Linked DNA regions of Mus musculus: regions 1 and 2 are each linked to region 3. The links are chromatin loops, found by intact Hi-C in ENCODE. Cell type or tissue: left cerebral cortex. All regions are shown on one strand. Each heading gives the region's core, and the rest is flanking DNA. Links, peaks and the distances in the headings are about the cores only. Region 1 overlaps Hivep3 (human immunodeficiency virus type I enhancer binding protein 3). Region 2 overlaps Hivep3 (human immunodeficiency virus type I enhancer binding protein 3). Region 3 has its middle 36 kb from the start of Gm35957.

Region 1 (10,319 bases), core at 1,493-9,492, 140 kb after region 3:
AGTCTCAAGTGTTGAAGGACTCTGCCTGACCTGTGATCAATGATGGTCTGCATCTTTCCCCTCCCTGGTCCTGGCCCTGCCTCTAAAGCCACCCTGACTCATTCCCTAGTTCTTAGAGAACCCACTCCAGAAACCCACAGGCTGACCACATCCTTAGTGTGGGGGTTTCAGTGGCTAAAACTAAAAGCCATTTTCGTTCTCAGCCTTGAATGTGTGATGTAAGTCCCTCCTGTTCCCTTCTAGGCCTGGTGCACATTCTGCCCCATCTAACTTCCTGTGCTCACCTTAGAAAACACTGAGTCTTCATAGTGCTGGCCATGCCCACACCCTTACCCACCAAGAGATGTACCCACACTTGTTTCTTCTGCCTGGAATGTTCTTTTATATGGCAGCTGGCAGGTACCAGGTATCAGCTCAGTTGTCACTCTTGCTACCCCTGCCCCCAAATCCTCCCTTATTGTCCCACATCGTTTCTTCTCTAGAACCATCTTAGCTATTTCTCTCTTCTGTTTATTGTCCATGTCCTCTGCTACAGCTAAATTTTGTCCTAGCAGAGAACTTTGTCCTACTCACTACCATGTCCCCAAACCCTAGAACAGTGTTCTGAATGCAGTAGGCAACAAATGTTTTTGAGAGAAAAAAAAAGCAAGAATGGATTTATGGAAAGCAATGCTTTTAAAAAGGAATATCTCTCCATTGAGAGTGGGAACTAACTTCTTTGCTCCCACAAATGTTCATGGGATGGAAATATTAATGCATAATAAAATTTTCCTATGACCCTTCAGTACAAATAGTGATACATGAATAATAATTATAAGATTAGCATGCTGTGAGAGGCATGGGGAACAGAAGCTAATACATTGCAGGGCAAGATTTCACTAGAAATAGAGTCTGGAAAACCAATTCACCCAGGTCCTGTAAGCTTCCCAGATGAATTCTGGTGGGAGGAGCTGGCCTTGGGAAAGCGAGAGCTGACACCAAGTTCTAGTTTTGGGTATCTCAGCTCAGCTGTGTGACTCCAGGCCCTCAACATTCTTGAGCTTGCCTTTCCTCATCTGTGAAATGGGAACACACTAACCACCATGGTGGTCCTGAATGTCCCTTGAGATGTTAGGTGTGATCTATGAGTTGAAGGTGGGCCAGGGGCAGGGATTATCCTCACATAACTGGGTTCTCTTGAAGTTCTGCATGTGAGCTTGATGGTGTGAGCTCCTGATGGCCTGGTGTGTGCTGAGTGCTGGCTAAGGGGTGCTCTCTCTTCTTGGCCTCTGTAGTTGGCTTTCCAAAGACTCACAGGCATGACATATTGAGGCTTGAATTTCATCCATGATCAAAAAAAGGAGCCAGTCTTCCTGGCTCTCATTATTTAGTGTCTTCTGGGGACTTCCCCCAGGCAGCAGAATTAGTGTGCAAGGTCAAGAACTCCAGAATGTCCAGAAATAAAATATTTTCCCCTGGGGAACACACTGGGTGTGGCATTGTTGGACAGACATTTTAGAGAACTCCAGACTTGGGTAGCTGTGGATAGCTGCAGGAGGTCACTGGAGCCCTAGGTGACAAAGCCCAGGCCACCAAGGTGGGGGAAACTATTGCCTTTACCGCATGACCCCACACTGGGTCTGTAGGCAGCACTATCACTTGCTCATGGGTCCTTAATGCAGGACCCCAAGCTGTTCATACAGACCTGGTGTTCAGACCTGGGGCTGGGGCCTGGAGTCCAGAAGGAAATGCTTCATGTTGTGGATTAGAGAGTGTGTCTGGGGCTCTCCACTTAATGCCATTTTAATGGTCTCTCATGCTCATCAGAGACCACTAACCCTGTGAGAGGAAGGCTTCTGCTTTGATTTTTTTTCTGTTTGTTTGTTTTGCTTTATTATAACTTGTTTTTTTTATTTTTATTAGGTATTTTCCTCATTTCCAATGCTATCCCAAAAATCCCCCATACCCTCCCCCCCACCACTCCCCTACCCACCCATTCCCAATTTTTGGCCCTGGTGTTCCCCTGTACTGGGGCATATAAAGTTTGCAAGTCCAATGGGCCTCTCTTTCTAGTGATGGCCAACTAGGCCATCTTTTGATGCATATGCAGCTAGAGACAAGAACTCAGGGGTACTGGTTAGTTCATAATGTTGTTCCACCTATAGGGTTGCAGATCCCTTTAGCTCCTTGGGTACTTTCTCTAGCTCCTCCATTGGGGGCCCTGTGATCCATCCAATAGCTGACTGTGAGCATCCACTTCTGTGTTTGCTAGGCCCCGGCATAGTCTCACAAGAGAGAGCTCTATCTGGGTCCTTTCAGCAAAATCTTGCTAGTGTGTGCAATGGTGTCAGCGTTTAGAAGCTGATTATGGGATGGGTCCCCGGATATGGCAGTCTCTAGATGGTCTATCCTTTCATCACAGCTCCAAACATTGTCTCTGTAACTCCTTCCATGTTTTGTTCCCAATTCTAAGAAGGGGCCAAGTGTCCACACTTTGGTCTTTGTTCTTCTTGAGTTTCAAGCGTTTAGCAAATTGTATCTTATATCTTGGGTATCCTAAGTTTCTGGGCTAATATCCACTTATCAGTGAGTACATATTGTGTGAGTTCCTTTGTGATTGGGTTACCTCACTCAGGATGATGCCCTCCAGGTCCATCCATTTGCCTAGGAATTTCATAAATTCATTCTTTTTAATAGCTGAGTAGTACTCCATTGTGTAAATGTACCACATTTTTTGTATCCATTCCTCTGTTGAGGGGCATCTGGGTTCTCTTCAGCTTCTGGCTATTATAAATGAGGCTGCTATGAACACAGTAGAGCATGTGTCCTTCTTACCAGTTGGGACATCTTCTAGATATATGCCCAGGAGAGGTATTGCGGGATCCTCTGGTAGTACTATGTCCAATTTTCTGAGGAACCGCCAGACTGATTTCCAGAGTGGTTGTACAAGCTTGCAATCTCACCAACAATGGAGGAGTGTTCCTCTTTCTCCACATCCTCGCCAGCATCTGCTGTCACCTGAATTTTTGATCTTAGCCATTCTGACTGGTCTGAGGTGGAATCTCGGGGTTGTTTTGATTTGCATTTCCCTGATGATTAAGGATGTTGAACATTTTTTCAGGTGCTTCTCTGCCATTCGGTATTCCTCAGGTGAGAATTCTTTGTTCAGCTCTGAGCCCCATTTTTTAATGGGGTTATTTGATTTTCTGGAGCCCACCTTCTTGAGTTCTTTATATATATTGGATATTAGTCCCCTATCTGATTTAGGATAGGTAAAGATCCTTTCCCAATCTGTTGGTGGTCTTTTTGTCTTATTGACGGTGTCTTTTGCCTTGCAGAAGCTTTGCAACTTTATGAGGTCCCATTTATCGATTCTTGATCTTTCTGCACAAGCCATTGCTGTTCTATTCAGGAACTTTTCCCCTGTACCCATATCTTCGAGGCTTTTCCCTACTTTCTCCTCTATAAGTTTCAGTGTCTGCTTTGATTTTTAAAAACATATCTTTTGCTGTCTACACCTTTAGGTTCTCTATCTATTGTTTCAACCATCTGCAGATCTAAAATATTTTTAAAACTATTGTGAGGTATCTGGATTGAATATGATGTCTTTTCTCTAGTCATTATTCCTTAGCCAGGTCATATACATATACATCATATATATGTATATGTGTATGTATACATATACATATATATGTATACACACATATATATGCATACACATAGACATATACATGCACACATATATATGCATACACATAGACATATACAAGCACACATAGGCATACACATGCACACACACACACATATATGCACACACATATATAGTTGCATGTGTAATATGTAGTGAGTGACTACATAATATTGTGTTGCATACTAATTTAGAGATTATTTAGAGTATACTGTGGAAAGGTACATAGGTTATATGCAAGTACTGTACCATGTTATATATGGGACTTGAGACTTCTCCTGTGGTGGTGTAGGAACCCTGGAACAAATCTCCTATGGATGCTGAAGGGTGGTTGTACTGACGGCAGCCAAGAGGAGGTTTCCACGGCAGCCTCTATTCACCAGACTCCTGGGGAGAGAAGTAACAGCTCACTCCCTGCTGCTGACTGGGAGAGAGCACATGGGCTCTTCGGCCTCCTCTGTGCCTCTGCGTCTTGTTCAGTGTGTTTGAGAAGAGGAGCAGCTGGTGGAGATGGCCTGGAAGGTAATGAGTCACAGTTTTCCAGCTGCCTTGCCAGAAATGCTTCCACGGCACCAGGAAGACAAGCCATGTTTGACGAAGAGTGGTCCCCCATATTGGCCAGGCGGAAAGAGTTCTATATTAGGGTTTGGATTACTAAATCCAAAGCTTCTTATACCAGGCATAAAAACCCAGAGCCTCAATGCCTGTCCTCATCTCTAAAGTGAGAGGTTTGGCTCAGAGCCGGGAGACAGCTGCTCCAAGACTCTCACAGGCCTCAGCGTATTTGTGACCATGATTAAGTTCACCCAGGGCCAGGAAACCGCTCTACTCTGAGTGACTCTAGGGCCACTGAGCCCCTGCATCCTCCCACAGGCTGTATCTGGGGAGCAGAGAGCCGCCACAGCCGTGCTCATCTGTCTTCAGAGTGTGTCTCCAAGGGAAGAGTGTTCTCATTCTGCGAGTGGGGAGCTATTAGACTGCTGGATTCTCAAGCAAATGGCCGATCTGAAGTCCCCTCCCCACAGCCTGCTCATCAGTCTGGGCTTGATACTTGCTAATTTCCTTTCCTGGACAAACTTGTCACCACCACTCTGAAAATAAGGTGACCAGATGGGAACACAATGCAGATTTGATCCACTTGTTACAGAGGAGCGTAAGGAGGCTGCTGGCTAGTCGGAATTCAGATGTCTCCTCAGACAGCCTCACGCTGGCTTGATTTCCAGTCTGTGGCTTTCTGTGAAACACCTGCCCATTTTCAGTCTTTGCAGAATTTGACCTTGGTGCTCCTTTGTGGGCGAAGGACTGGTACAAAGGGAAGGAGTGCCTCTGGCTCCCACCCCTAGGAGGGACTGGGCAGTCCCCTGGACGTGTGAACTGCTTATTCTAAGCAATAAACATTTGAGTGACTGGGCTTGCTTTGTTCTGTGAAATAGGACCTTGGGGTTCTTCATGCTAACATAAAACAGCTTTTTAGAATGGCCAATGGCCATGGCATTGTATGCACTTAGGGGTTTCTCTATAATGTATGCACTTAGGGGTTTCTCTATAATGTACGCACTTAGGGGTTTCTCTATAATGTACGCACTTAGGGGTTTCTCTGGGCCTCTGCATGTTTGTCCTTAAATTAAGCAGCATTTCTAGCTCTAACTTAGGTGTCTGACAAGGATCCATCTCTGTGGGTACAGTGGCTTCTACTGCATGAATTTGACCTTCTTTTAGCTCCCCCTGCAAAAGACTCACTTATTTCTTTATTTTTACCTCTCAACTTTTATTTCTTATCTCCTCCTGGCATCTTGCCATTCCCCAACCTCCACAGCATACCATGAGGGTGGGAACATCTCTGGAGGGGCCTGAACTGTATATGTACTATAGGTTTGCCATGTTGGACTGACTGCCAGGGTGAGTCATAGACCTCTTTGTGTGCACGCCCCTCTATTCCCCTTAGTGTAGCATCTCCTTTGTTACCTGTGAGAGTGGGATAATGACAGCACAGTCTTATAGAGAGGTGATCTGTAATGAGACAGATGCATCCGAGGTCCTTAAAATAGAGCAAAGTGAGTTTTTAAAAAATACACTGTTATTACGTTATGTTATAGAGTGAGGGAGTGAGGATAACCCAGTCACTGCTCAATTCTTTTCTTAAACAAAGTGAACAAATGGAAAGAGAGGGAGGGAGAGGGAGAGGGAGAGGGAGAGGGAGAGGGAGAGGGAGAGGGAGAGGGAGAGGGAGAGGGAGAAGAAAGCAAGCAAGCAAGCACAGATACTGGAGTTTACAATGATATGTGTTCTTCAGAGGAGACCAGCAGGGGCCACTGTCCCCACCATGAGGAAGACAGTCCAGATGATTGGCTGGCAATGCTCCAGTTGGCCAGGCCCTGCAGCAGCTTGGGAACTCAGGCAAGTGGGAGAGAGATAAACAAATCAATAACCAGCTACAGAGCCCTCTAAGGGCTGAAAAGGGTCACTCAGGACATCTGGAGTTGATAGGCAGGGACTGGGAAGGGGACACAGACAAGGTGTAGGACAGGCAGGATCCAAGATGAAGATCTGGTAACTTCAAAAACTACAGCGGTGTTCTTAAGACAGTCCACGACCCATACACCACAGAGGCTAGCTGGCCTCTCAGAAAGATCTATGGAGGTTAAAAGTGACAACAGAATCTTCTTAAATGACACAAATGGTTTAATGGCGAGCCATTTTTAAAGAATACAACTATATAGGTGGACTCTGAATAGTCTGTTCTTGTCTTGCCCCAAGACAAGAATGAGGGTCAGTACCCTGGAGAGCTCCATGGGTTTACAGAAAGCTGGGGCAAGCAACTTGTTCTTCATGAGGCTAAGCCTCTTGCTGGGGGCTGGCAGGCTGGCTTAGTGCCAGTCCCCACCCACATGGCCATTGATTGCAAAGGACAATATTCTCCTCTTAGGTGGAGACTCCAGGAAGGGGTGGTAGTGGCCTGGAAGCAAGGATTCCAGAATAGACATTTGGTGTCTGTTAACCTCTAGTTGGGGGGTCCTGGAATCAGCTGTAGGCCCTAACACTTAGGTGCTGTGGACATTTGCTCTCTTATACAGAATGGGTAGCACATTGCTTACATTCTGTGTGATTTAGTTGGTGGGATAAGCAATCAAAAGGCCCTGCTCAGGAGGCAAAGAGCCACTCCTGCTGTTTCAGACTCAGGTTTACGTGGATTTCTCCAATTACTCAATCCATCAAGCTCTTGTGGGTGGCTGGGAGACTGTCTGTGAAGCATAGGGTGAGACCTGGCTGTGAAATGCTTGTGGCTGGCTTTTGGTCCTGAACACTGGAGCCGGAATAAGTTAGCCTGGCTGTGGTGTAGGGAGATGCACCCACATGCATCTGGTGTGCACACTGCAGTTCCTCCTCACCAGATGAGCATATTGTTTGGACACTTCTCCTCTGGAACAAGGCACTTGAAGACTAATTTATAGGCTTGGGACAGGTGTGAACACTGGTGGGCTGGTGATGTTGGCGGTTTGTCCTCCGAGCCCCTCCTCTCCCTAGTCTCTCGCTTCCACCCTCCCCACCAACCCCAGCAAGCTCATCTCCTGTAAGCTTGTTGAGGATCTACTGTACAAGCCCTGGAGGATGCACTCATAATTAACCCTATACTCTAAATTTCCATGGGTAATTCTGACTAGAGTGGCATTTAGTCTGTTTGTAAGAGTGGGTTAGATAGACTTTCAAATTCTGTTTGACTTGATGTTTTTATAAAACATAAATCCATAAATTAGGAAATAATCATGTGTCAAGTCACACAGCAGACATTTGCATGTAGGAATTACAGTTGCCATGCACCAGTGAGAAGGATGGGGGAGGAGCACCTGCATCTCCTGGTCTACTTCAGTCCATGAGAAGAAACACCTGCATCGAGAAAGGACCTGGTCCAATTACTATTGATTTGTAATATTTGGCAGGAACATTGTAGGGTAAGTAGAAATGTATGGACGGTATCTTTGGTACCTGTTATTTCTTTTCCTAGGCCTTAGAGTCTTTAATCCATCCCAAGTCTCTCTTATTAATATAAAAGTCTATCTCAACAATCAAAGGAAAAGACTCATTGCCCTAACATGGTGATCATTACAGAGGCTGGACAAGACCCTCACACCAGTCAATCAAGGATTAGCCAGAATCAAAGAATGTTAAGACTTCTCAATAGCCCTTGAACAGCATAGAATCAGCCTCATTCTGAGCTTCAGACTAGATGTCTTAGCTTTAATTCATGCTAATAGAAGAGCCTATTGTTCTGAGGCAAATAGACCGAGTACAAATTCAAAATCCTCCAGGCGTGGCTCTATGACCATGCGTATTCCTTTATAAAATGGAGGCAGTAATACTCAGTTCTCCAGTTTTGTAAAAACTGAGTGGTATCCCACAGAAGCCCCCGACACAGTACCTGACCTACAGCAATATGCCACAAACAGGAGTCCTTGTAGCAGTCACCACGGAAGCCTGTGGGCTGCAGTTCCAGTTTGCTATGGGCAGAAACCTGTTTTAAATAATAGATGTTACTTGTAATCTGGGCAACAGTCCCATCCCACTTCTACCCCCGAATCTGAAAAAAAATAAAAGAAGTGACCTTTACTAAGTGCTTTGGAATTTTGGTGGAAGGTTCTGTAATTGCTAGTTAACTGGCCGGGAAACCAGCTCTTGTGCAGTAATTGGAGGTGTGCGGGTCAGGACATTTAATTATGGCCTGGCCGCCTGGAATAGAAACCTTGCCACCATGACAACACCTTTTCCACATCTGCCTGATTGAGTCAACAAATTGTTGGGTCCCAGCCCAGACTCAACTGTGGTCTCTCTCCCCATCCAGAGTCTGTCAGTTTGGTGGGATCATCAAGGGTCAGCTTGGGGGATACACTAGGAAAGACATATACCCCTGTTTGGTGAGGGTCAGGGGGGGTGATTGCAGCTGGGTGAGGTAGAGACTGAGGAGCTGGACCACTGGGTAACCAGAAAGAACAGTTCAAGCCCAGTTCTACCTTGGTTGTGGTTTGGATCATGAGTAGATTGCCTGCTCTCACTGGGCCTAGTACCTTCACATATATAACAAAGATAACAAGAGTTCAGCTGACCCTCTCTGGCCAAAGATTCTGTAGTCAGAGCTAATCAACCACAGGTGACAATAGTTAGAGGTGGGGTGGAGGTGTCACACTGATACCGAACCAGCACAGACTTGCTTTCCTCCCCCTTTCTTCCATAAAAGAGACGGTCCAATAGCCATTTACAGAGCATGCGCTCAGCATTTGAGAGAAGTCGTCTAGAGATGATTTCACAGACCAGAGAGGCTTGTGTGGATATATTTAAATGTTATGCCATTATGAAAGGGATTAGAAGTACCTGTGGATTGTGTTCCTCCGGGTCCTGGAGGCAATCTCCAATATATACCAAAGGACAAGTAGTCTCACCTCATCCTTATCATGAGGACTCAAAGTAGTAATGTCAACCAAATGCTCTAAACCATTGCAAATGCCCTGTGACTGTGTGGTGCTGGCATGAGGGTTGTGACCTTTGTGATCTTAGAGCAGCTATCATTCTGGGTAGAGTTGTGAAGCAGACACCTGAGGCCTTGGGGGTACCCCCTCCTACTCAGCCTTGTGCAGCTGGAGCCTCCCCATCCCACCCAAGCACCTTTGCACCTGCAGTCTGTCCCCATCACCTCCTGACCAGTCCCCCCCAACACGCTGTTCAGACCCAGGTCACAGACATCATGAATTCCTTCCAGACCACGCCTCCAGATAGGATTCATTGCCCTTCTTTGGTTTTCCTGTTTATTTTTCAACTAAAAATATCAGCTCCTCTCACACTCGACTATAGAGGCTCACACCTTGCCCCAGGTGAGATACCAGGCTCTTTCGGTCTCTGCTCTTCGCTGTTTGCTGCTGTGCCTGAGAGCAGGGGCTCAGTGGTGTTCTGTAGGGATGGTGTCTCAATGAAGGAACCTTCATCCCCCTCCCTCCATTGTCCCTTCCTCTGTCCCCCTTACCTGTGGATGCCAACCATGCTGTCTCTTTCTCTTACCTGTCATTCAGGATGAGTCCGCGCTGTGGCAGCCTGATAGAAGGAAGCTGGGAGCCCTGCTTTCTGATTGATACATTCCACTTTTAATTAGGAAACACGTCATAGGGCAGTGTTGTATCCTCCCCACCCCCACCCCACCCAGTTTTAGTTTCAGTTACCCCTGGTTCAACTGTAATCTGAAATTTTAGGTGGAAAATTCTAGAAGTAAACAATTTACTCATTTTAAATGGCATGCTGTTCTGAGAAGCTTGGTGAAATCTCTCGCCATTCCATTCTGTCCTGCCTGGGTCACGAATCCTCGCTGCATCCAGTGTATCCATACGTGCAGGGTATGGTCCCTACTCTCTGGCCTTAACAGACCAACAACTGGGTCATTGCAGGGCTGGGTTTAGGTCACTCTGATTTTACTTTCTTTTTTTTTCCATTTTTTATTAGGTATTTAGCTCATTTACATTTCCAATGCTATACCAAAAGTCCCCCATACCCACCCACCCCCACTCCCCTACCCACCCACTCCCCCCTCTTGGCCCTGGCGTTCCCCTGTACTGGGGCATATAAAGTCCGCGTGTCCAATGGGCCTCTCTTTCCAGTGATGGCCGACCAGGCC
Region 2 (10,319 bases), core at 1,519-9,518, 120 kb after region 3:
TGTACTTGTTAATAGGAATGAATGACTGGGTACAGGTGGAAAAGAAGAGAAAGGACAGAAGTGTGTGTATGTGTATGTGTATGTGTGCATGCATGTGCATATGTGTGTATGTGTACATATGTGTGAATGTATGTGCATATGTGACTGTGCTTGTGTGTGCACACATGCATATGTGTGTGCATGGATATATGTTGGTACATGCATGTGTGTGCCTGTGAGTGTATGTGCATGTGTTTGTGAGAGTATGTGTGACTATACATGTCCATATGTGTATTCTAGAATGTGAGTATGTGACTATACATGTGCATGTTTGTGCCTGTGTGGGTGTGTGTGAGTGTGTGTGTAGGTGAATAGGTAGGTATTATTGAAAGAGTGGAGGGAAGGCCTATCTTTCATTCATTTACCCAACTGGTATTTATTGAGCATTTATGTATCAGGTACTAGCTAACACACCTGGGGAACACAGGAGTGAACCCAAACTCCATGTCTGTTCGAGGTTATCAGAAAACAGAAGGTGATAGATGATAAAATAAACAGTAAGTGAATGATAGAAAGTCTAAGCAGTAGGTGCTGCAGGGAAAAGCCAAGCATGGTACAAGAGGCAGGAGAATCGAGGCAGTTTCCCTCCATGTGGTTGGGAAAGGCCTCACTGAGGAGGCACAAGAGCATAGACTTGGAGGCAAGAGGCTGAGCCTGTGGCACCACAGGAAGGAGCAGTGCAAGGGCCTTGCTTTTTGAGGCCTGGAGGTCCCTGCATCCCTCTGCCCAGGCTGTTCTAGTGACTCCCCTCCATGGCTGGTCCTCCCAGGAGCCAAGGTCGTCCTATGGTGGGTCCACCTACAGTACTAGGATGGCCCATGCTGGCTGTTAGTTTTTCCTTTCTCTAAATTTCAATCCTGATGCTGTATCTTAGCCTCTCCAAAATGATTCTGCATTTTGGGTGGTAGTTTAGTCCAAACAATCAAAGAAAGAGGACCCTCTTTTCTGGGAGGCAGGCAAGCTTGAGACTTGTGGGTCCCAATGGGGAAGCCACCCCGTTACCTGCTTCCAAGTCTTATATATAGGATGCAACAGTCTCTCTGGTTCTCGGCTTCTCCATTTGAAGATTGGGAAATGCATATTGAGTTGGCATTAGGGCTGTCTCTAGCACTGTGGCCTTCAAGCCCTGTGAGCAGGAGCAGTTTGGGCAGGAAGTGGTACCAGCTATGTGATAGCACTGGGAGGGGTGGGGAGGACAGAGCTCTGCCTGCAGGGTACTCTGTGTGAGGCATGCCTGCTGCATGTGCCATGTCCCCTCCCATCAGGAAGGACTCAGCAATACCCTTACAGCAGAAGATCCCACCTCAAGCAAGTCCAAACACCTGCAAACAGAGGGGACATAGAGGCACACAGCTCATGGCTTTCCTCTTCTTGATGTCCTTGGGTGCTGGCCTACTCTGTGTTCTTGGGCTTGTGGCTCACTCTTCATCTGTGGATGAAGTGGCTGTGTTGGCTTTTCTCTCCTTTCTAGCCTTTTAAAATTTCTATTCATCTTTTTCTCCTTCCTGCTTGGATGTTGGGGTCTTCGGCTCCTGCTCTTGATCCCTGGGAGTGCAGAAGGGGTCGTGGGCAGCCTTTGCTAACATTTTTTGCTGGGAGAAATGCTGACCCATACAGAAGCCTTTTCCCATTTTCTTTCAGGGAGTAAGGGAGCTTGCTTGTTGCTAATCTGGCTCTCCATGGCTCTGTTCTCTTGACCTTCCATCTTTAAGCATCCTTAAGTGTTATTCACAGAGCAACAGAAGGGGCAGCTTCCAGAATTGGACCTGTCTATTATCACTGGGGTTTATGGGACCAGGACTGGGCTTCATGAGGTTTAAGAAGGAAATGCAAGCACCCTGCACTTGCCACAGACATTCTGGATGCTTCATTTATTGAAATCAATGTCTGATGAATGGTTTCACACACACACACACACACACACACACACACACACACACACACACACACACACACACACACAGGCTCTTTCATTCCCTCTTCCATTTCCTGTGATGCCCTTTGTCTACATCAACTGTTGTGGAGAGAGATTTTATCTGGAATATTCATGGCAAGTCTATCACTACTTATCACTTTAACAATGTGCTATGGAGTGGATCCATGCTGGAGAGGCACATATGCTGTAAAGTTCGGGGACTTGCTGTGGCTGTGCCACCCCTCTTAGAGTTTCACATGGAGGATGCTGACATGCTCAGGAGGGACGTGGAGACTGGCTCCTGCCTTCTGTCCCTACAGCAGCACTTTCCAGGGTGAATGCTTTTGAGTGCAAAGAAAAAAAAATCCTTTATTTGAAACAAAAGCACAGCCCTCCACTGAAGCCCCATTCTGGAAAGCTACAGAGACTGAGTCTGATCTCACTACGGATCTGTGCCAGGCACTTGGGTGTAGTGGCAGATGACAAGTCAGCTGGTCTTAGGGCCGTCCTGAAACTCTACCAAGGAACGAAGGGCTGATATTGCCACCCGACCAGAAAGCCTCAAAAGCAAATGAAAGGGCATCTGAATATGCCAGGATCGGGTCAGGGATCTTCTCTTCTCTTCGTTTGTCTTGGGCAGGAGGATGGACAAGGTTGGGCTCCTTCCACAATCTCAGTGAGTCTGAGGTTTGGGAGAGTGCTGGCCCTTGGGGCTTCCCTACCATGACTCCCTGAAGGGGGAGGGGCAGCATGACAGTGTTCTGCCCTCCCATAGCAATGGAGCAAGGAGACTTTAGGGGGCTGTAATGGCACAGCAGGGAATAATGGGTGAGCCAACCTACACTGTGGATACCTTGTGGGAATACAGATAGTTTTGCCTGGGTCCCCTTACCTGAGAGATGTAAGCAGGGAGGGTGGTTACAAGGTTGCCTCCATTATAACACATGTTGGTGGTAGTGTTTTGTGATACCCAGGATTGAAACCTGGGCCTCACTCATGCCAGGCATATGTTTTACCCCTGAGCCATGCTCCAAGTCTTCTCTTTATTTTCTTGATCTTGAAGTAGGCTTTCCCTAAAATTTCTCACATTGGCTTTGAACTCAGTTTGTGGCTCAAGCTGGCCTCGAACTTGCAACCCTCCTGTGTTAGCTTCTAGTGTGGCTGGGATTACAGGCCTGTACCACAAGGATTCTGACTTTTATGACGCTAGGCGTCTGGCTTTGCTTGGTATTACTTTAGAAATGACAACACAATTTCTTGTTAATTGAGTGTATACCAGGAACTTGGTTCAGTGTCGTTAGCAACTAACACAAGGACAGTAGGATGTATCAACTTCTCGGCCACTTTATACTGAACTCATTGGGTCCTAAATGAACATTCCCACCAGGCCCTTTGTTTTCCTGTGGGGGAATCAAGGCTCAGAATGGGTGACGTGTTCATGCAGCTTGTAAGGAATGTGAAGAAAGGCAACTCCAGTGAGCCTGCTTTCTCCTCGCTTTAGGAAGAGCAGCGCCTGTCTACTTTCCCTTTTCAAAATGACACGAGCCCCCAGGTAGTGTGGCTCACAATCGATAATCTAGCACTTGGGCAACTAATGAAAGAGGATGGCATGTTTAAGGCCAGTTTGGGCGACACAAAGAAACCCTGCCTCAAAACCCATCAAAATAAAGGGGGGTGAGATATTCTGATAAACTTTGTAGAATATAAACTCGGCCAGAGGTGAGGCAGTGACAGTGGGCGGGACGTGTGTGTTATTATTGCTGTGGCCAAGTATCTGACAGGAAACAACTTCAGGGAGAAAGGGTTTATTTGACTCCCAGTCTGAGAGGATACCGCCCATCAAGGCAGGGAAGGGTTGGCATGGGGAGGGTAAGACAACTGGTTACATTGCGTCTGCAGGAAGGAAGCAGAGGACAGACAGGAAGCAGAGCCTGACTATCAGACCCCAAGGCCCAACCCTAGTGGCTTACAACCATCTGTCAGTACCAGCAGCTGGGGACCAGGTATTCAGACACACAAATGTATGGGAGACATTTCATATTCAGACAGCAGCACAGGATGGTTCAGCTCTGTGTGAAGAGATCACCAAGCTGGGGAAGGCTGTTCAACCTGGGGCTTTGCCTGGTTTACATGTGGGAAACCCTGCCTGCTGCTTCCTTAAGAAACCATTCAATAAACCTTAGAATCCCCAGATTTTTGTTCTCTGTCTGAGGTTGTGGTGGGATCCTGGAGGAGTTGGGTAGGAAGGCGTTTGAGAGGGAGAATCCTGGGTGTGTTTTAGGAATAAGGCACCTCAAGAAGATTGTGCTACAGCCTTCATCCAAAGGCTGCTGTGCACAGGTATGCTGTGTGGGCACTGGAAGTGGTAGTTTGTAGGTGGCAACAAGGGCTGGTTCCACTGTCCAGCATAGATCCGGTCACATCTGTAAGCTGTGCCAACACTGCCACTAGTAAGTAGGTGGGCATTCCTCCCAGCATCCTGCCAGCCCTTGATCTAGCAACCTAATAAACTCAGCTCCTAGCCTCCACTGTGTCACACTGCCAGGGAAGCGTGGGGCTTGCCTCACTGGGAGCCGTTGACTCTGCCTCAGCAGGGAAAGGATAGAAAGTGTGAGGCTTCACAGGCTCTTTGGCTTGTCTGGCTCCTCCTTGGAGAGCACTGTCAGCTCAGCATGCCTGGTTCCCTCCAGGGTCAGCTGTTCCACCCCGTCACTGAGCAGTGCAGCCAGAGTCCCATTGGCTACTGTGGGTTCCACTGCCTGGAGGTTGATATCTGAAGCATATTCATATCCCAGGATGAGGATGACTTCAAGGGAAAGTTGTAGGGAAATGTCAGGATCCTAGGGCACAGCCCTGAAACTACTGCAACTAACTGTTAGAAGGAGAGGTCACTTGAAAGAACAGTTTATTTTATCATGTCGTCAGAAGCTAGGGATCTGAAATCGGGGCATGAGTGGGGCCACGATCCTTTCAAAGGCTCTAGAGAAGTTTCCTCCTAGGCCTCTTGGTAGCTTCTGGTGGCTGCTGTTCATCCTTCCTGGTCCTGAGCTTATAGACACATCACTGTCTCTTTGGTCACAGGTTTTCTTTGTATATGTATCTGTATGTGTGGCTTCTCCTTGATCACAAGGGCTTTGTCATATTGGACTGGGAATAACCCCTCTCCAGGGTCACCTTAACTTAATTATATCTGCGAAGCCCCTGTTTTCAAATAAGGTCACAGTCCGGGGTTCTGGGTGGGTGTGGTGCTAGGGCATCTTCCAATCTGGTCCAGGCTCACTGGAAACAAGTGTAAAAACCTGTGAACTGTGGCAGCTGATGCACAGATGAAAACAGAGGCCCCAGGCAGCTTGCCAAGGGCTTCACGCTGGACTTTCTGTGGTGATAGAAGCCTCCTGTACTGGTACCTCTGGGGATGTGGCCGCTGTGACTGAAACACCGGGGTTTACATCAAATTTAGATTAAGTTGATTTACAGTCATTCTACCCCTTTTACTGTAATGATCCTGCTGGGGGAGGGATATGAAGCAGATTTCCCACTGAGGGCTGAATGCTCCACAGCCTCATACTCTCTGCATTTTGAATGGCTGCGAGTCTCTGTAAGGAATTGCCACCTACTACAAAGAGAAAGCCTCTCTGATGAGGGAGGGTTCAGAGCTGCACTAACTTATGGGCATAAGGAGAAGTATTTAGGGTGTAGCTTAATATTGTGTCCATTTAGCTGAACAAAGGCAGTAAGTTGTCCACAGGAGCCCAATGACTTCCCAGCGTGGATTCTCGGCCCTATTCACAGCACCAAGCACGAATCCCATCTTATGGAGCAAGTCTTAAATCCAATCTGAAAGCAGTTGGTTGCTCCCCAAACACTCATGTCATCATCTCACCAGTGGGCTGCTTGTTACTGTAGCTCACAGGGCTCACAGCTAAATATGATTGTTGATTATCCACCCCTGCCCGCCACAGCACCTTCTGGCATGATCGAGTGGGGCAGGCATCCAAGACAGAAGCAGTTTGCTATAACTCAAGTATATGGTATACTAAATGGGCTCTGGGAGGAGTTGGAGAGGGAGTGGACGGTGGACTTGATCGATATATATTCATATATAAAATTCTGAGAGGGGGGAGAGACAGAGACAGACAGACAGACAGACAGAGAGCACCTAGGCTAGGCACTGGGCATTTATGAAGCTGAGCAAGGTAGATGGAACCCTTCATGGGATCTAGGAAACGAGTTAGCCATGTATTGCCCCGGGTTCTGCCCCAGGTGGTACCTGCTAAGTCAGGGCTGTGGATAGGTCACATCCACTCTGAGTGTTCACACGTCCAGCATGCTCACGCCCAGGCACTGGGTTCCTTAGTGCCAGCCTCTGGGATTTTCCTATGGGAAACTTACCCAGGAGTTGCCATGGGAGCACATAAGTGACCCACTGTCGTCTGCCGGGACAGAGGGTTCTTGATGGACATGATGCTTAAACTGAATGCAGTCTGTGCTGCGGAGTCCCATGTGTGCTGAGGACGGGTGTGTGTGGTGAGCACCTTCTAAGAACATTCCCATGTGCTTTGCTACACAGAACCAGTAATAAGAGGAGACTGTTCTGGATCGGGACCTTGAGAAAAAGAGGTCAAAGGTTTTGTCATGGGCTCCACTTTGCCCTCTGTGGACCCTGAAGCTCATGGTGAAGAAACCACAGGCTAACTGTGGCACCCCTGTGGACACCAAGAAATGGAGGTTCAGAGAGGTAGAAAAACTTGATGATGTCATGCAGCAAGTGATTAGATAAGATGTAGTTATAAGCAGATTGCTAAGGATCCATTCCTGGGTCCCCCAAAATCCTTCTTGAGAAAAGCTGGTTTCAGTTTTGCGTTAGCTGTAAGTTGCTGTGAGCAGACACTGTTCCCCCACTCCCTCCCCCCCCCCCCGGGGTTGGATGATGCTCCTGCTTCCAATTCCATCTGGGATGGTGTTTTGTTGGGTTGGCGTCTTTGTTTTACGGACTGGCTGAGACTTGTAGGTGGATCCTCAAAAGGCAACAGCCATTTATGTTCCATTTACATCATTTTGGCCAAATGTTCCACAGAAACAACTTAAAGGGAACAAAGATTTCTTTGGATTGGTTTTTTTTCATGGAGGAGGCCAGGTGGAATGGCTCCTTCTGTAAGTGATGGTGGAAGCCCGGAGAATGGGGGGGGGGCAATATAAGGGGTGCACCTGTAGCCTTCAAAGATGTACCCCTATTGATCTGCTTCCATACCTCCTACAGTAGTGACCCACCTCTTACAGTAGGCTCCCCAACCTTTAAGTGAGCACTAGAATCTGGGCACAGTACATCCAGGTCTGAGAGAGAGGGAGAGAGACACTGTCCTTTTCCTGCACCCACCAGGATGTAAACTCCCAAGCCGCACTGTAGATCACTGCAGCCCTGGCTCCAAGCACCCCGCAATGCAAGCTCTTCAATATTTTGGAATGACTAAATGGGAATCTGCACACACACCCACAGCAGGGAGCTGGGAGCTGAGTGTGAACCTGTGCTAGATGGACTTTTGTCAAACTGACACAAACAAGGGGCTCATGGGAAGAGGGAACCTCAACTGAGGAATTAGACTGGCCTGCCTGCATGTCTGTGGGGGCACTTTCTTGATTAATGACTGCTGTGGGAGGATCCAGCCCACTGTAGGTGGTGTCATCCCTGGGCAGGTGGTCCTGGGTTATAGAAAAGCGATATAGAAAAGGCAGATGGAGTTAGTCATGGAGAGCAAGCCAGTAAGCAGCAGGCCTTCGCTTCTTCACTTCACTTCTGCTTGTGTTCCTGCTCTGACATCCCCCCCCACACCCTCCCCCCACCCCCACCCCCACCCCAATGATGGACTGTGAGAAAGTGCATGAGCCAAATAACCCTTCCCTCTCCAAGTTGCTTTTAGGTCATGGTGCTTATCACAGGAACAGAAAGCAAATCCATACAGGTCCCCCTCCCATCCAGCTGTTTCTACCATTAGCCAGCTGGGTGATCCCGCTGAGCTCCTGTTTCCTAATCTGCAGAATGAGGTGGCTGAGTATAATGACCATTAGGAACTTGGACAGCTCCAGCATTCCGTAATTTCTCCTGTTACTCTATCTTGGCTTTCCAGAATATTTCACAATAGGTAACAGTGTGGGCTGACAGATGACATTTCATAGTTCAGTCGGAGTTTGAGAAACTTCTATGGAAAAACCATGAACTCCAGGGTCAACAAGACACCATAAAAGCTGTCAGGCCTCCTTCACACGTCCTGTCCTGTAAAGAGAGAAAGAATGTATGCTGGTAAAAGTCACCAGAGGCAAAGGGATCTTTGTCTTCATCCAGGGATCAATTGCTGTGTCCTCTGCTCTTAGAGAGGCATGCGGTCTCCGTGTTAATGCAGCTTCTCACGGCACAGGCGGCTCCTGGGGGTGGGGGCGGGGAGGCTGAAGCTGAGCTTTCAACTGGCCTCACTCCCACACTGGGTGCTGGGAGAAGAGGGGGGGTCTTTGAGTACACATACTTCCCCCATAGCCCTCACCAGGGCCCCAAGACAGTGCTGTCAGGACTCTCTTCCTGAGGAAGTTAAGAATGTCTTTGTCTTAATTTTGCTTGTCTCATCTAAAACTCTATTGGTCACAAAACTGTGGACATTTGCTGATTTCCAAAACATAGGCAGAAATGAATTAGGCAAATCTCACATGTTGGCGGTTGCAGGCCTTTAATGGGGGACATGGGGAGGCATAGTAGACAGAGACAATCAAGTATTTCCATGTAGAAATTCCAGTCAGTAAACTGCACCAAGTCCCTTCTGTGATTGGCACTCTTCAGGCTTCAAATCCAGGAGGTTAGTGGAAGTTCTGAACCTGAATGTGTCCACCCTTGCCTGATGGGCAGAGGCCATAGAGTTCACTATGCCCATTTGGCTAGCATGTAGGAGAAGGAAGAAGAAAAGGAGGAGAGAAATTGTCTCCAATTCTCCAATAATGACTGCGGCAGCAACAGTAATAATGTTATAATAATAGCTAATATTAATCGAGCCACTGTTCTAAAAACCATATGTGAATTAATTTGCCCAGGCTTCTTTGTTTCTCTACAAGATGGGTACTATCATTCTTTGTACTACTTTGAGAATGAAAGACGATGAGTTTTAATTACATTTTTTGTTTATAATTCTATACATGAGTACTGTATTTATGTCAATTTCAGTCCCTTCTCCCTCTCCAACTCCTCCTGTGCCTTCCTGATCCTTCTCAAATTCATACTTCTTCTTCAATTATTACTGCTAAATAAATATAAATATGTATTGCCCAGAGGTGGTGGTGCATGCCTTTTATCCCAGTACTCGGGAAGGAGTGGCAGGCAGATATCTGTGAGTTCAAAACCAGCCTGGTCTATAGAGTGAGTTCTAGGACAGCCAGGGCTACACAGAGAAACCCTGCCTTGGACAACCAAAAGATAAAAAATTAATACAAATATGTATATGTGCACACATATAAATATAAATACGGCCTGCTGAATCTATTGAGTGTTGATCACATGTATGTATGTTTATGGCTGGACAACTAGAGTTGAACAACTTATCAGGGGCTCTTCTCTGGGGAAGACTGAATCTCCTTTTCTTGTTAGCTGTTGATTGCCTATTGCTCTTTATCTAGGGGTCAGACTTTGTGAGATTCCACCCATCCATGTTGACATGTCAACTGGTACTGTCACTGTGCAGGTTTAGGTAACCACATTGTTGAGATAGTGTGGTACAGCTCCCTGTCTTCTATAGAATATACCACCTCACTATCTCACAGCAGACATCGGTCCTCTGGCTCTTATGGTGCCCCACACTATCCTCTTCTATGATTGTCTTAGCTAGGGTTTTACTGCTAAAATCAGACACTACGACCAAGGCAACTCTTATAAGAACAACATTCAGTTGGGACTGGCTTACAGATTCAGTGGTTCAGTCCAATATCATCAAGGCAGGAGCACAGCAGCATCCAGGCAGGAGTGCTGCAGGAGGAGTTGAGTTCTACATCTTCATCTGAAGGCTGCTAGGAGAAGACTGACCTCCTGGCAGCTAGGATGAGGGTCTTAAAGCCCACACCCACAGTGACACACTTCCTTCAACAAGGCCACACCTCCAAATAGTGCCATGCCCTGCCTGAGCCAAGCATATTTAAACTTGAAGTTCCTTGAGCTCTTCCTGTAGGGGTTTGTAAATTATCAGTAAATGGACAGTTGTTCTGTGCATATTGACTAGCTGTGGACTTCTGTGATGGTCTCTGTCTGCTACAAAATGAGGCTCTTTGATGAGGAATGAGGACTACCCATATCAGTAGGTCCAAACATATGAGCATAAGTATTTAGCATGCAGTC
Region 3 (10,319 bases), core at 1,617-9,616:
TGTAATATATGAAAGAAGAGTAAATAAAAAGGAAAAATATGAAACAAGAATTCTTGGAAATTACCAAATGGTGGTGGCACATGCCTTTAATCCCAGCACTCAGGAGACAGAGGCAGGCAGATCTCTGAGTTTGAGGGCAGTCTGGTCTACAGAGTGAGTTATAGAACAGCTAAGGTTACATAGAGAATCTCTGTCTCATCCCCCCCCCCAACTCCCCCAGCCCCCCCAAATAATTATTGGAAATTAAAAATGGTTGTTAGAATTTTTTAAATGCAGCAGAAGATGGCCTAGTCAGCCATCACTGGGAAGAGAGGCCCCTTGGTATTGCAAACTTTATATGCCCCAGTACAGGGGAATGCCAGGGCCAAGAAGCGGGAGTGGGTGGGTAGGGGAGCAGGGCAGAGGGAGGGTATAGGGAACTTTCGGGATAGCACTTGAAGTGTATATAAAGAAAATAAATAAATAAATAAATAAATAAATAAATAAAGTAACATAAAAGACACTACTAAATTTCTAATGTGTGAACAAGAAGATAAAATTTAGTCTTTCAGAACCTAGCATAACAATGTACTAAGTGCAGGGCTAGAGGAATGACTCAGCACTTAAGAACACTAGCTGCTTTTCCAAATGACCTGGTTCAGTTCTAAGCACTCACATGATAACTCACAACTGATACCCTTTCTGGCTTCAGCCAGCACTGCACACATGTGTACCCAAATATTCATACAGGCAAATCCATACACATTAAGTAAAATGAGAAAAATAGCTTAATATTATGCTAAGTATAAAAGATATAGTTTGACAGGTCTATTGTCTGCATAACAGGTATAAAGAAGGCAAAAAATGCAATACACTCTTGTTGAACTAAGGAAAGATAACAATTGAAAAGCAGAAAAATGAAATCCAAGTCAAACATATTCTCATGAATTTCAGTAGTTTTGAAAAAAAAGCTAAACATAAAATCTGTTAGCAAGAGAATTCATTCTTAGAAAATAGAGAATAGAATATGTTGAATGCAGTTATCTATCAACTGCAGTATTATAATTGTAACAATGAAAGGATGCTTCCAAAGATTTAAAGGAAAGGATATAAACAATTTTATACCCAACTGTATTAGCTAGAATTCTTTTAGCTATAAAGAACATAAGTCTTGAAGTGGCTCAAGCAAGAAGGGACTAGTTGTATTATATTATATCATATGAAATTGAGATTTGAAAATCATCAGTGTTGGTAAATTCACTACCTTAATACTGATAGGTAGTCATCAGGATTCATGATTCTTGCATCGTTCTGTGGTATCATCTTCAAATTTCTAACTTTGCACAAAAAGTAGCTCCCTCTGGTAGCAAGATACTAGAAACAACAGTCTTATGATGATGGGAATACTTGCTATTCAGAAGTCTTATGGAGAGGTGTGTGTGTGTGTGTGTGTGTATGTATGTATGTATATATGTTTTCTTAATCAAAAATTTGGCACATGTTTATTCTTAAACAAATATGGGGTAATAGCTATAGATAACCATCAAAACCCCATCCTCTTGTGGACATACAAAATGAGGGAGACCTGCCTAAAAACCATCCTTTTGTGAGAAGTATGGGGTGAGACTAGATATTCTGGCATCTAGTCATGTCTGCTGCACAAGCCAATTAATGATAAGAGACTAAAGCATCTCAAACAGATGTGGGACATTTATTTATATGTAACCTTTCCAGAAAACAGCAGTTACTGAATGATATTCTTCAGTCAGAAATTACCCAGTAGGACAATGAAAAGAAGTCCCAAATAGCTACTCTGGAGCAGATTTGGAAAGCAATTAGTAACAATCAAAAGTCTCTCTGCCTCTCTCCCTCTCTTGCCCTACCCCTAGCTTCTTCTCCTCCCAGATTCCTGAGTGCTGGGATTATGGGCTAGGATTACTACTACCAGCTTTGACAGTGTTTTCAAGGAGAACAGGTGCTGTGCATTCCAGTGTGTGGCATGTTGCTCATTTCCACTGAGTTCACAGCCTGCTGCATGGTTGCCTCCTCCCTTTATCCTTGACCCTGGCCTCTTATTAAAAGAGTCCAACAGGAAGATGGCGCCTTCTTGATAGAACTTTCCTCCACAGGGAGCTCTGTCCTGAAACTAGGGTGATGTTCCAGAGTTGACAGAAGTCAGTATTATCCTCGAATGTTCACAAATGGCCTTAACAGATAGATCTTCAATGCTACAGTTGCTTCTGCTCAAGCTCACTGAAGCTGCCATTTTCCCCATTCAGCTTGTCAGATGAAGTGCCTGGGTGCAATTTCCCAAACCAAGCCACGCCACAGCACAGGGTAGCACAGCACAGCACAGCACACCCCACACGTGCCCTTTATCTCCTGAATTGCACCCAACAAAGGGGCTGGAGAAATGGCTCAAAGGGTTTAGAACATGTGTTTCCAGACTACCTGGTTTTGATTTCCAGCATTCACATGACTGCTCATAGGATATGACACCCTTTTTCAGCTCTTGCAGACATTAAGCATGGACACACATGCACCCAAAACACTCTAACATGTACTATTAAATACCAAAATAAAAAAGAATTCTTCTGGGCTGTAGAGATGGCTCAGTGGTTGAGAGCACTGACTGCTCCAGAGGTCCTGAGTTCAATTCCCAGTAACCACATGGTTGCTCACAACCATCTATAATGGGATCCAATGCCCTCTTCTGGTGTGTTTGAGGACATCTATAGTGTACTCATAAACACAAAATAAATAAATAATTCTTAAGAAAAAAAAAAAGGAATTCTTCTAAATATGCAGTTGAAAGGAGCCATGATGTCTGAGCCTGGTGAAGGGCTAGCACACTCCTTTGTGGCATGGTCACTAAAGGGGATGGGCTTTTAGAGTAAACTGGCACAGTAATCAGTCAGGCTTTAGAAGTTCTCTCTTCTCTTCTCTTCTCTTCTCTTCTCTTCTCTTCTCTTCTCTTCTCTTCTCTTCTCTTCTCTTCTCTTCTCTTCCCTTCCCTTCCCTTCCCTTCCCTTCCCTCCCCTCCCCTCCCCTCCCCTCCCCTCCCCTCCCCTCCCCTCCCCTCCCCTCTACTCTTTCACTGTGCTTACTACTCAATAACCCTCCCCCCACCCCAATCCCATACCAAATGAGCAGAAATAGGCCATTTCAATGCTTTGAGGACCCAGGGTGGATGACATGGGCTCCTCTTGTTTTGAACTGGAGTGTTCCTGATTCCTTCCTTGGCTCTCAGATTTGCTTCCTTGCTTTGTTTCCCTCCTGGGTCACACAGGGAGCCCATTGTAGGACTTGCTTGGAGTTTGTTCTGTGGCTGGGGAAGGTGTTGGTGAGGCTGTACTTCCTTGCCTAACCTTGCAGTGTGGAGAATAATGGGGCATGTCTTCTCACCCCTTGTAGACTTAATACTGAAGCTGAGATTGTTATATGGATTTGTTCTTTTATTGGTAGCAAGATATTTGAGACAAAGAAAATCTTATACAGTTAACAGCTGCTTCATTTAACTAAACACCTGGAGCGTCTGTCTCCCTGAGGCATGTATGAGCTCTCCCCTAACTGCACTCATGACCTTTTTTTTTTTTTTCCTTTTCAAAAGACATGTGACCATTGAATTTGACACTTTACCTGCCTGTACCTTGAGTTCCATGTCAGCCACATGAAAGCTGTGATTCTTCTCTGCAATGAGTCTTTTGGAGATTTTTCTCTCTCTGGCCTGATTCCTTGCCAGTCTGACAGCCATATGGAAGGGGCAGGACTTCCAAATTTATATACCAGGATGGTATCCTCAAAGGCCTCTCCTCCCAAGGATATTTTATCAATTCACCAATGTCACCTCCACTGGCTTGACTGGCTAAGAATTCATGTGGATGAAGAACCCCGTTGCTCAGAAAATGACAAAAGTTCAATTGTATTATGGGGTTTTCCTCTTGCATGATATTATTTTTGGAAGTCATCCATTTGGATACCCTAGGCTCTATCCCCCAACTCATTACTCTCCTTGCCTAGCTTCCTAATGGAAGAATCATCTTACTTACTAGAAATCAGCTTTGAAGTCTTCATTTCCACTTCACTCACTGACATGTAAAAATACTAGCAGACTCTTACTTCCAGAAATATCTAGAAGAAAGGGCAATATGATGCCATTAAAACCGGAGCCCTCAGATCGGGAGCTGACTGAGTGTCTTGGAGACACATGTGGAGAATCAGAGCCCTGCATGTTCCAGAGGCACCTCTCACTGATCAGTCTGCTGCTTGAGCATGTAGATAGGGTGGGAGGAGAAATCTGTGCTGTTCCCTTCTGGGTTTCAGACTTGAGGGGTTCTAGAGTAGAACTCCAGGGGTTCCTCTGACTATTCCACAAGATGGTTCATGGATCTGGAGTCGCCAAGACAATGGATTAGCTGAAAGAAGTAGGCAGGGCTTGCATTTGTTTTTTATTTGCATATGCATGTGTAGCAACACCAGGAGGCCTGTGTGTATATATGTGTACATGCATGTAGAGGCTGGAGGCCAGTGATGGGTGTCTTCTTCGATTGCTCTCAACCTTTTTTTTGAGATTGGGCCTCTTACTGTTTAGAGCTTTCTATGGCCAGATCAGTGAGCCCCAGGGATTCTCCTATCTTTGCCTCTCTAGTGCTGAGATCCTAAGAAGCCTACAGTTATGCCTGACTTTAAAACCTTAAAAATAATGGGGGGCTGGAGATCTGAACTCAGTTCCTTATATATGCATCCAGGTATCTGTAGTTTAAAAGCATCTTGAGTGGTATAGAGCTTTAGTTGGGGTTGGGGGCAGTGTGAAGACAGGGGTCCTCTCCCACTGAGGCTGCTTTCATAGTTGTCCTTCAGGGCCAGTCTGTCTTTCCTATCACCTGGGCAGGCACAGGGATCTCCCCTGGGCATATATGGGTGAGACACCATGACCGATGTTCTTCCCCACTGCTACGGGCCTCTGTGAGGTCTGGGGGAATTTCTTCCAGTTCCCTCAGCTCATGGACTACTTGAAGGTGCCTTTTGAGAACTGGAGTGGGTGGCAGATGGAGTTGGAAGGCATCTGGTCCTGTCTTGGTGTGATGTCTTCTGTGTTATTGAGCTGGGCTCAGACGGTTGCTGACTGTCACATTGTGTGCCTGATGCTTTTCTTTTTTTTAAATTAAAATAAAGACCTACTGTTTTTAAAAGAGAATTGGCAGTAGACCAGAGAAAATATGAGTTTAAACTTGTTTAAAGAGAACAGATACTTTCTGCCTTTTGGCTACTTTAAGTACTTAAGAACAGGGAGGTGGTGCTCACCAGGCATAGCAGAGGGAGACCATGTGCTCCTGCTGGGCTTGGCTTATCTCTCTGCTTGATGACAGATCATGAGGTATCTGGCGGAATCTTGGGCTAGGCCCAGGGCAGGGTGGGACACCTGAAGGATTTAGGTAGGCATTGGCTATTTACCAAGTGGTCAAAAATTATCTCAGTATTTTGCCAAACAAGTATGTCTGCTTGTACATCAGCTATGGTAGTAACAGATGGTAAACATTGGTCAACCTCGGCTGCAGTGTGAAGTCAGTCAAGGCTAGGGGAAAGATGCTGTGTGTGGAGGCATGGTCACACATCTCTTGTCAGTGCTGTGTCCTCAGGGTCAGACACATAGTAGGTGCTCCGTAACTACGTGTGAACCTGTCACAAGCAACATTTGTCTGAGGAGAGGGACCTTCAACTGAGAGAATGCCTCCATAAGGTTGGCCTGTGGGCAAGGCTGTGGTCCATTGTAAAAATGAGTGCTTGGCGTGTGAGCTAGCACACTGTGGGTGGTGCCATCCCTTAGCAGGTGGTCCTGAGGTGTATGAGAATGCAGGCTGAACAAGCCATGAGGGGCAAGCCAGTAAACAGTGGTCCTCTGCAGCGGCTGCTTCAGTTACTGCCTGAAAGTTTCTGGCTCGACTTCCCCCAGTGGCCTGAGGGTGACCTGTGAGTTGAAAGAAGCCACAGACCTTTTCCTCCCCAAGTTGCTCTTTGGTCATGGTGTTTCTTACAGCAGTAGAAACCTTAATGAAGACACCTGCCTATCAATTTAGCCCTTTAGCTGTTAGGACTCTCCTAAGAGCCGGTGGCCATGAAGCCTCAGCGCTAATGAAGGGCCTGGGCAGGGCTAATGCAGACTCACCACTGTCAGAGTGCCAAAGGTAAGGGGGTGCGGAGTGCTCACCTTTATCATCCTATGTCATCTTTACCATCTCCCTTCACCCCAAAGCTCAAGAGAACAGCCAGAAGAGGGAGCAGGAGGCATGTCATGTCAGAGCTGGAGGATGGGACGAGTGCTCTGAGTGCTGTCTTCTGGCTCTGACAGAGCCACTGCAACTGGTGAACTCATAGAGACCGTGGTCACCTGTGCCAGAGCTAGCCAGTCAGCATTCCAGCATGGGCTGGGAGGGACCGATGAGGTCCTGCCCCTAGCTGAGGAGCTACTGGCAGAGAGCGGTTGTTGGGGGAGAAGGATTCATTTTTCTTCAATGATGTAGCTGTGTCAGTTGCCCATGACCTGACGAATAACCCTATGCTCGCCCATGTATGTGCAAGCAACCCTAATTAAGCAGAAAAAAAAGACATGAAGGTAGGAGAGGGATGTGCTGGGAAGAGGAAAAGATCCAGAGGGAGTGGGAGGGGAAGGAGAGAGCAGAATGGGAGGTGGATATGATTAAAACATTTTGTATGAGATTATCAAAGAACAAATAAAGACTCTACTAAGAAAAGTGCAGACACAATAGTGAGACCTTGCAGAGAAATGTTCCCTAGAAGCTAGGCTGCCCTCTGTGTCACATGTCAGCTTCAGGAGAAAAGACATTTTCATAACAGTAGAGCGTGAAGTGTCTTTAACCTGGTTCTGTGAAACCAGACTGCTCGCACCCTCCCTAGACAGTGTTGGGGCTACGCTGACAAGCGTGTGCTGCTGAGCTGACAGTTCAGCGTCTTGATTATGTTCTTGCATCTGTTTGTTTATTCTGCTGCATATCACTCTGGTCCAGAGTGTCACTTGTTTTCAGTTCCCTGGCTCGCCATCTTTATGATCCATCCTGAGCCAAGACACTGAGTCTAGCCTTGAGGTTGGCCATGCAGGCTCTAGAGCTCAAGTCTGGCTCGGTGTGCGTGTGTCTCCTCTGTGCCCTGGCTTTCTTGCCACAAATGGAAACAGTAATAGGTCCTGTTAGTGTTACTACAGGGAACACACTTAGGGACAAGGCCTGGCACATCTTTGGTGCCATATGGATGCTCGTTCCACTTAGAATCTAATTTTAAATGACCAGATTTCAAATATGCTAATGTAAGACACAGGCTCAACCAGGTGACTTTCATACTTGGGGCTGAGGCTTGGCAGTAGTTGGCACCTCTGCTCTGTTCAGAATATTTCAGTGGGGTTTGCCTTATAAATGGGTGGGGGACATCTTTGACTGTTAGGGGGTCTTTAAGGTTGGCTTGAACATATTTTTGTATATTTCTCAGCATTGTGAACCACAGGAGAGCTGCCACCTACCTGCCTGGAGATTGGCTGGGGAGACTTCATGATGCATCCCCATTGATGAAATGGAAGGAGCTATCTGAGAGGAACTGGGGAGCGATGGAACAGATGGTGTGAGTCAAAGTCACTCTCCCATCCTCCTCTTATTTTGAGATGCTGCCTCTCTACCTCATGTGATCCTGGTGGGGTGGTCATTAAAGTGGTTTTTACTTCATCCTGCCCTCATAAGGGGACATGAGGTCTAATGTGGGCTACCCCAGCATCACATCCTCCTTGTCACCTAGACTCGTTTGTGGATGCAGTGTTTTCCCAGACTGAGGTTCAGAGACATCTGTGGTTCTTCTACTAGACACATTTTAGTAAGCTATGAGAGTGTTGAACTGTCAAAGCCTGCCATGTATGCAGTCTCTCTATAGCTAAAGAATGAAGTTAGTGTACAAAGAGAAGTAGAGATAAGCAAGGAGAACAAGAAAAAGAGACAGAACATATGCATATAATTTGAATACCAAGATCAACCATGGCTAAACAGTCCTGAGGAGCGGGGTCTAGAAATGTTTTATACGTTTGATTTTCTAGAACTTTCGATATGGCCTTATATGAAAAGATTGAGGACAATCCACTTGGTACACATCGTGTGTGTGTGTGTGTGTGTGTGTGTGTGTGTGCGCGCGTGCGTGCAGGTGCAAATGGAGACCAGCGGTCAGTCTCAGATGTCATTCCCCAGGAGCACTGACCACTTTGCTTTTTTGAGGCAGGGTCTCTCATTGGCCTGACTTGCTGATTAGGGTAAAGTGGCTGTCCACTGAGGTCCATGGATCCACCTCACAGATCTGAAATTAGTGTAAGTTCATGCTACTATACGCTGCCCTTTTTCCCCTTAAAATAAACAAGCAAGCAAGCAAACCGAACCAAAAAAACCAAACCAAAGACCATGGGCTATGGAGATTGAACTCACGTCCTTTACTGCCAGCTGTCTGCCAGCCCTGGTTTGACTCTCCTGCTGACTTTAGGATGGGCTGCCGAGGCTCTTCTGAAGCTGGTCGGTGCCTTCCTTCCCTCTAGGTTTCCTGCCTCTGAGATGCTGCCACCGTTGGAGTCCTCATCTACTCGGATGTGCCCATAGCACCTCTGATCAGATATAGATGCCTTCTCTCCACTTACTGGGCTCACATACCATTTTATTTTCTACTCATTTGGCTTTCCACTGTCATATTAGTTATTCCTGAGGCTCACTTGTCACCCAGAGTTATCCTGGCGTTGAGGCCCTGAGTGTATGCTGGTTGAGGTGCGGACATTGTTGGGATCCTGGGGGTGGGGCTGGTGAGAAGATGCTTCTCAGAGAACCACCGAGATGTCACTCAAGAAACTTACGGCTTTACTTTTATTACTGCTCCAATTCTAATGTCTTCTGGCTTAAGAAATAAGAATGAGAGTTTATTCAGGAAGAGGATTTAAATGAATTCTTCTGGAGGATTTTCATCCTTTTATTTAATTGCTTTATATTTTATAATATTCCTGTAATGAGCACATATTGCTCTTACCATTAGAAAAATATTTAGAGAGGGAAAATTATTACCTGATATTCAGAAGGGCTCAGAGTAAGAGTGGAGCATGGCATGAAGGAAGTGGCAAGGACAGCTGACTTCACCTCCAGTAATCTTGTCATACGGAAGAAACTGCCTGGTAATGAATGCTTCATTAGTTCTCATTATTGCAAGTAGTCAGAACTCAAACAGGAATCTGTGATCTGATTTTTATCAGTCAGTAATAACAGCCAGTGCTATTCAAGCAATGTCCTCTCAGGGTGTCCTCTTAGGCCGTGTCTGTGTGGGGCATTACAGACATGCCATATAAGACACCTGCAGCGGGGAGGAGATGGCTCTGTAGGCAAAGCCCTTGTCACACAAACGTGAGGATCTAAATTCAGATACTTAGCACCACCAGGAAAGGAGGGACACCACAGTGTGTGTAATCCCAGTACGCAAAGCTGAGTGTGGCAGTGTGTGTGTGTGTGTGTGTGTGTGTGTGTACACGTGTGTAATCCCAGTACTGTACTACAAAGCTGAGCGTGGCAGTGTGTGTGTGTGTGTGTGTGTGTGTGTGTGTGTGTGTGTGTAATTCCAGTACTAAAAGGCCAAACATGGTCGTGTGTGTAATCTCAGTACTGAGGAAATAGAGACAAAGAGACTGTAACTTACTGGCCACCAGTTTAATCAAGTGGGCAAGTTCTAGGTTCAATGAGACCCTGTCTCAAAGGACAGATTGGAGAGGGACTGACAAAGACATTTAGCATTAACCTCTGGCCTCTCCATATACACCCACATGTGCATATGCACATCTAAACACACAAAGGTTTTGTGTGTACAAAACCTTGTTTTCACATGTGTATACACATGTAACCCCTGAAACACATAGACATGTGTACATACCCACATTTGCACAATACAGCCTCACACACACAGACAGATATCAGCCCCATCCTGAAGTTCTCAGTACAGATTCTTTTTATGTAAAACTTTGCAAAAGTTATGACGGTTTTGCTTGTTTTCTTCAATTTAACAAAACATTCCAAATACTCAAAGTCAAAGAAGAAAGAGAACAAAAGCCAACTATCAGTTAAACTGGGCTAAACTAAGTGTCCAGTCTTCTAAATAATGGTCCAATGGTAGGGCAAAAATGTTTGAATAAACAAATGAGAAAGACAGAATATGACTACTCACTTGAAACCTACAGTGGGTTATGTTCTTTTCCACAGTATTTTGGCTTTCCTTTTAAAAATTAATCTAATGTTCACCCCTTTGTCAATCCTTCTTTTTAATAGAAG

What was found. A loop is a pair of places that touch in the nucleus more often than their neighbours do. Peaks named below come from ENCODE experiments on the same cell type or tissue, not always from the same donor. Only the 100,000 strongest peaks of a DNase experiment are listed, where the experiment ranks them.
Region 1: a loop joins it to region 3, with 2.5 times the contacts of the local background. A loop is called at or near these places in 2 of 42 quality-filtered maps.
Region 2: it touches region 3 in a loop (5-fold over the local background); 2 of 42 quality-filtered maps call a loop at or near these places.

The regions. Positions count from the first base shown.
Region 1 is chr4:119,897,516-119,907,834 of GRCm38, forward strand. All of the region lies in intron 1 of Hivep3 (human immunodeficiency virus type I enhancer binding protein 3), which reads left to right. Among named protein-coding and RNA genes, the nearest start is that of Hivep3, 88 kb to the left of the region's middle. In left cerebral cortex, for the core only: CTCF peaks have their summits at 6,008 (motif pointing right) and 7,007; DNase peaks (open chromatin) are centred at 4,201, 4,771, 6,010 and 7,027; H3K27ac peaks cover 2,625 bases.
Region 2 is chr4:119,874,571-119,884,889 of GRCm38, forward strand. The region is part of intron 1 of Hivep3 (human immunodeficiency virus type I enhancer binding protein 3); the gene reads left to right. Among named protein-coding and RNA genes, the nearest start is that of Hivep3, 65 kb to the left of the region's middle. In left cerebral cortex, for the core only: no CTCF peak of the experiment used is centred there; DNase peaks (open chromatin) are centred at 2,322, 4,523, 5,326, 5,900 and 4 more places; H3K27ac peaks cover 3,851 bases.
Region 3 is chr4:119,754,741-119,765,059 of GRCm38, forward strand. It overlaps a transcript of Hivep3 not described here. Among named protein-coding and RNA genes, the nearest start is that of Gm35957, 36 kb to the left of the region's middle. In left cerebral cortex, for the core only: a CTCF peak has its summit at 6,211 (motif pointing right); DNase peaks (open chromatin) are centred at 5,053, 7,240 and 7,643; H3K27ac peaks cover 2,980 bases.